Regions from separate parts of the Mus musculus genome. Here region 1 is linked to region 2. Evidence: chromatin loops called from intact Hi-C (ENCODE). Cell type or tissue: left cerebral cortex. All regions are shown on one strand. Links, peaks and the distances in the headings refer to the core of each region. The heading gives the core; the rest is flanking DNA. Region 1 has its middle 200 kb from the start of Gm46834. Region 2 has its middle 250 kb from the start of Gm46834.

Region 1 (2,922 bases), core at 132-2,631, 56 kb before region 2:
CCTTGATGAGCAGAGACAGTCTATAGTTTTAGAGCTTTATTGTAGGAAGACAGAGAGAAAGAGAGAAGGTAGAAAGAAAGAGAGTGGCCATGGCCACATGGAGAGAGGGGGGAGGGAAGGAGTAGAAGGAAAGTTAGAGATAAGAATGAGGGGTAAGTGCTTAAGAGGAGGGGCCAAGGAGCTCCTTTTATAGCAGGTTGGGCTACCTTGCTGCTGCCAAGTAACTGCTGGGAAGAGCAAAACTGGCTATTGTCAGGTAAGTGTGAGGGTGGAGTCTAGCCAGAATTCTAGGAGCTTCGGACATTGTCTGAGTGACTTACAGTCACAGAATTATGGAGTTGGAGTCTCCGTGGTGTCAGGCGCCTATGTCTGGGAATGTGTCTCACTGTTCCGTCCCTTGTAGAGTTTTCTACTGGGTCTCTAGAGCAAGCTTCACTCAACCAAAACAGGCTGCCTTTCATGGTCCCACACATATATACATGATATTTATTAAAAACAGATCCTTTCATTACCACAAATTGAAGAGACAAAAAGGTTGATGCCCAAGTTGTGAAATCAACAGACACACATGCATGACACCCTCCACAAGCTCCTTTGGGGCTTGTCAGTTGGAAGTTACTTGAAAGCTCTACCTAAGCCAGTAAATAAAAGTGTTTTCATCTTGGGACCAAGAATTCCATATGATTTGATACCAAATTAACACCATAAGGTAGAAAAAGGCAAAGCACGGGTGAAGTAGATGGTCAATTTCAATCCCTGCTTTCCTAGTGTGTCCATGAAGAGTCATCAGATACCCACTGGGAATCCCAGGCCAGAAGCTCTGTTGTGCTTCCATAGCTCAACATCATGAGGGGGTGTTTAGAGACAGGTGGCATGCCTTTGTTTGCAGTGTTTGCTTTTCTCAGTACAACACATACAGTATGTGCCCCGGGTACCAGGAGTCCTGTTGCTAAAGTCCTGCTGTGTAACATGCCCTCGACCTGCCCCATTTGTTGCCACAACAGCACATTGCTCTTCAGCTTTGTGTTTAATGAGCATTTACTGAGAATCTAGGATGTGCTTGGTGATAATTGATGATGATGTCAACAAGGACACTCTCTCAGCCAGCAGTAGAAAGTTTAAATGGCAGAGAGATGGCACTTAGCAGAGAATACAGCATAAGTCGTGTGGGAAGAAGTAAGGCCAGGGAATGTTTTCCAAAAAAGAAATCCCCAAGCTGCTCTGAAATAAGGCTTGCTCAAAGGAGGAGCAAACCGGGTGGAGAACCACTCCTAGTTAGAACTCTTAGAGGGGGTACTGGGAATGGGGACAACATTTGGAATGTAAATAAATAAAACAATTTTTAAAAATTATGATAAACAACCCCACATCGCTGGAGCCCAGGGACCAGCGGAAGCAAAGAGCAATTCTGCTGGAGCCTCCCCATCACTGCTCACCAATGTTTTATCCCAAGGAAGCACCCAGAGAAGTGGAAATGCAATCACACACTTCAGAAATAAAGCCTCAGAATCATTCCAGGTCATACCCAGAGGATCAGTTGTAAAGCAGTCTGGGTAATGTAGTATTACCAAGATGAGAGGAATGGATGCCAGAAGGCCTGCTCCTTCACCAGATTTCAAATTCTTTGTATTAAAAAGTATACCATATATTTATATTACATTTATATAATGTACTTTTAATATATAATTATATATTAAAATAGTAATTTTAGAAATATCAGTTTAAAGTCATGCTACCATTAATGCCACATATTCTTTTTCTTGTTAATTCCGCTGCTAATAGTTTGCAGCACATATTAATCATCAGTTAGACAACTTTGTACACACACAGTGGGGATGTTTGAAGTGCTCAGTGAGTGGTGAAAGAGTTACAAAGTATATGTATATCTCTAATGTGGGAAAAAATGATGACCTGGGCATGCATCTTAGACTTTGATTAAAAACAAGAATTAGAGAGATTGATTTAGACCCAGCAGTACTGAAGGAGGCAGATCTAGGCCTGGTAGCACAGCCCTTGATTTTTTACTGAGTGCAGCTGAGTGCTAGCAAGCTGCCCAGCTCCTCAGAGCCATCAGGCAGCAGAGACTCAGGCCTCATCAAGTAGAGGGTGCACAGTGTTACAACTGAAATTGAGAATGCATTCATTCCCTTTTTTGGGTGATCTTTGAAATAAGCCACACCAAGAAACCACATAACAATTTCCTCACAGAATAAAATCCTTAACCGAAGCACCAAAGAATCTTGCAAAGTTGCAAAATTTAAATGAGCAAGCAGATGTCATCAGAAGAAAAATGGTGTCTCTTAGAAACCTAAAGAAGAATTAAACCAGGCTTTTCAGGCTGCAGAGGGAATTTTTCTTCAAAGTAAAAGTACAAAATTGTCAAATCAGGCATGCTAGAAAAGAGCTATATTTCTAATATACATTAAAATGTATGATTATACAGGAATTCAAAACTAAGATCTTTCAGGAAAAAAAATTCAGCAACAGTAAAACAGACTAAAATCTGTCACCCAACACACCCTGGCTCATCTTTCAACTGGTGAGAAGTCATCAAGAAAAGAAAAGTTAAGCGAAGTGGGATTTCTATGTAGATGGATCACAAAAGAAAAAGTCAGGGATGAGCAAAACAAACATGGAGTGTGATCAGGTCTAGACACACATTCTCTCCGTGCTCAGCCCAGCTACGCTGAGCTGAGCACCAGGACACTGCCCCTAGACTGGTGTATCTGAACAGGGCACACTGTGCACAAGGGTGGGGGTTTTGAGTGTTTTGAGACCAGTAGCTCAAACAAGAAGACACTGAATTTATTCTTTTCACCCCTGTAATTATGCCAGTCCCTGAAATGAATTCTTGGGTAACTTAATAAGTGCGGCAAGAGTAGAAATAATCAACTTTAAAAAGAAGACTCATTCAGAAGGCTT
Region 2 (2,922 bases), core at 262-2,761:
AGGTTTCTATAGGTAGTTGTATTTAAATTATTTGTTATGGCTTACTCATAACATTTTTAACATAAGCTTTCTTTCTACCTATTTTCATAACAACAAGCGCATAAACTACTACAAGTTTCTCACTGGCAGTCTAGTGTGAGTATAGGCACACTTTTCACCTTATGAACCTAGACAAGAAATTACCCATGATATGTCTCATAATTTTCATATAAAAGTATAAACTCTTTAGGTGCTGTCCCTTGATCTCCAGAAGAACTCTCACCATTGTGCACAGGAGCTCTAGGTTTCACAACCCCCATGTGCTCTTAAGATTAGCTTAAGAAATTAATGGTTATAAATCATGTTAATCTGGATGAAAATTCAACAAACAAACCCTTCTGTCCCCCGTTGATTGATATCTCCTCTTTAAGCTGGTCATTCGTACACTCTACCTAGTGTTTACTTGGCCATGTTAGATTTCTGACACCACGATATGAGACCTGACACTGTCAGATTGTAGAAAGGGAAGCCTTAGTCTGAGCCAGTGTCTGTTTGGCAGTCCCTGGTCAGTGGTCTCCTGCTTCCTGAGATTGTGGAACATCACAGTGGGAATGCATGTGGGGAGTTCACCAAAGGGCAAAGCTGCTCTTTTGCTGACATCCAAAAAGAGAGAAGAAGGGAGATGGAAAGGGAGAGAGAGGAAGGAGAGGGAGAAAGAGACAGAGACAGAGAGGATGGAGTTCCAAGACAACCTTCAAGGAGCAACTTAAACTCCTTTCTGGAAATTTATATTTTGAAATTAGTTCACAAACAACTGGGTTTCCATAAGCCTTTTTCATATATCCTTAGCTTTTTTACATTCACCCATCTCTCATGCAAACAAAACTCCCTCATCCAAACAAAAATTATTAAACCACACATAGAATTTCTCCTCCCACATTACTGGTGAGCAATACCCCAGAAGCACCCCAAACTACACAGTTGATTGCTGTTCCTTTTGTTGATCCACTGTAACTCTATGGTAAGACACCATTGCAAAAGACACCACAAACTTTGGCTGTAATACAAAGAACTCATTCTCAAACTGACTGGGAATCCTCCTTTCTGGTTAGCTTTCACAGTTCCAGAAGGTGCTACGCAGGCTGGTCAGGAAGAAAGCATTAATGATCACACCCAGCACTGAACTATACATACTGTGATACCCACCCACAAAATAAGCTGTGCCTACTGGTGCAATAACTCTCATGGGATATCCAACAGCTTTCTGGTAAGATTTTAGGTCTGCTCCACAGAAGGGATTCCATGTTATAAAACTAATCAAAAGCTTGAAGGTCATAGCACTTACTATGTGCTTACTACTGAATCTACCATTATAGTATTAAATGCCCATATTGCTAAAACACCTTCTGAATATTTAGGTGATTACCCATAGACATGGGCCACTCTCAACCTTGATTTGCAAAGATCATTTTTGTAGTTAGTAGCAGTCAACATAGAGCTCATAACTGATCAAAGTATTAAAAATTAATGACTGCTAAGTGTTCATCATTATCTAGGGCACCTTCATCAACAACTCTGGAAGGGCTCATGGAACACTGGAGAAGAGAAGGAGGAAAGAATTTAAGAGCTGAAGGATGAGGAGGAATTTTACGAAACCACATCTTTTGCACATGGCATGGCATTACACTCATGAACACAGCAGCTGTGGCTGCCTACACAAGACTGGCACAAGATCGAGCCAGAAGACATTACAGCATGGATGAGGAAGGAGCTCAAAACCACAAACCAGAGAGATATCAGCAGTTGACCATGGCTGGAGGAGGGAGAAGCACTCTTCTTTTGAGACTGTGGCTACTTCTAGGTTTCCCATGCTTCAGTGGATGGTCCCACACCCATGCACATATGGGCAAAACTAATTGTATTTAATGGATAATTGGGGGAAAACAAGAAGACATGAATCTGGGAAGGGAATGTGTGTGAAGGGATCCAGAACTTAGAAGGAAGAAGTAGGGTTCGGTATGGTTGCATTTCATTGTACATGTGCACAAAATTCCCCAAGAGTAATGTTTTTTAAATAGCACCATTATTTCTCCAGGATAATACAAGGCAATTAGAATGATTTAACTCTATTACAGCCTCTTTCTTGTGCCCTAGCTTCTGCAGTTATATAAGGTTGTTAAATCTGAAAGTCGTTATTATTTTTAGGGTGGTCACAGTTCATCTAGATTTATTCATGTATTCCTTTTGTTTGCCTTTCATCACAGCTGCCCAAGTGCTTACCCATGATTCACTTCTAGCTTGAGGGACGTATTCTGTCATCTACTGTATTAGAGATCTAATTATTAAAGAATTTTCTGTGTATCTGAAACTGTTTTTTGTTGTTGTTGGTGGTGGTGGTGGTGGTTGGTTGGTTTTTTTTTGTTTGATTGGTTTTTGTGCTCAATAAGGCATACCTATTCTTTATATTCAGATAACTTTCTCTGACTTCATCAGAGCTGAATCACAAAAATACCAGATGCCAAGAAGGGCAGGTTCCTTTAAAAAGAGACAGAACAGATTGTCCTGCTTGTGATGAGCAGGAAGACAAAATGTAGCCGACATATGAAAAGATAAGGAAATAAATTCTAAAATTTCAATGTCTTTGCAGAACTTGCAGTGTATTTTTAGACCAGTATGTAGCAAGCCCAGGCACCATCAGACACTAGGGAGGCCAAATTCAAACTCACAACATCCATGAGTCTTAAGCTGGGAAAGACTGTGGAAGCTAGACATGGGGGTTAAAAAAAAAATGATCCATGGCAGAAATATGAACAGTACCTGCTGTGGGAAGAAACAAAACTCTGCACGCAACATGTACTACCTTGTCAGGTGGATCGAAGAGGTAAACATCTTCATGGATAGAAGGGTTATGAGCTGCTTGCTCCACAGCAGACACAGACTCTG

What was found. Hi-C counts contacts between places; a loop is a spot of excess contacts. Peaks named below come from ENCODE experiments on the same cell type or tissue, not always from the same donor. Only the 100,000 strongest peaks of a DNase experiment are listed, where the experiment ranks them.
Region 1: a loop joins it to region 2, with 5 times the contacts of the local background. A loop is called at or near these places in 2 of 42 quality-filtered maps.

The regions. Positions count from the first base shown.
Region 1 is chr3:39,907,673-39,910,594 of GRCm38, forward strand. No RefSeq gene overlaps it. Among named protein-coding and RNA genes, the nearest start is that of Gm46834, 200 kb to the left of the region's middle. In left cerebral cortex, for the core only: no CTCF peak of the experiment used is centred there; DNase peaks (open chromatin) are centred at 1,228, 1,449 and 2,199; H3K27ac peaks cover 1,417 bases.
Region 2 is chr3:39,963,941-39,966,862 of GRCm38, forward strand. No RefSeq gene overlaps it. Among named protein-coding and RNA genes, the nearest start is that of Gm46834, 250 kb to the left of the region's middle. In left cerebral cortex, for the core only: no CTCF peak of the experiment used is centred there; DNase peaks (open chromatin) are centred at 1,707 and 2,600; H3K27ac peaks cover 960 bases.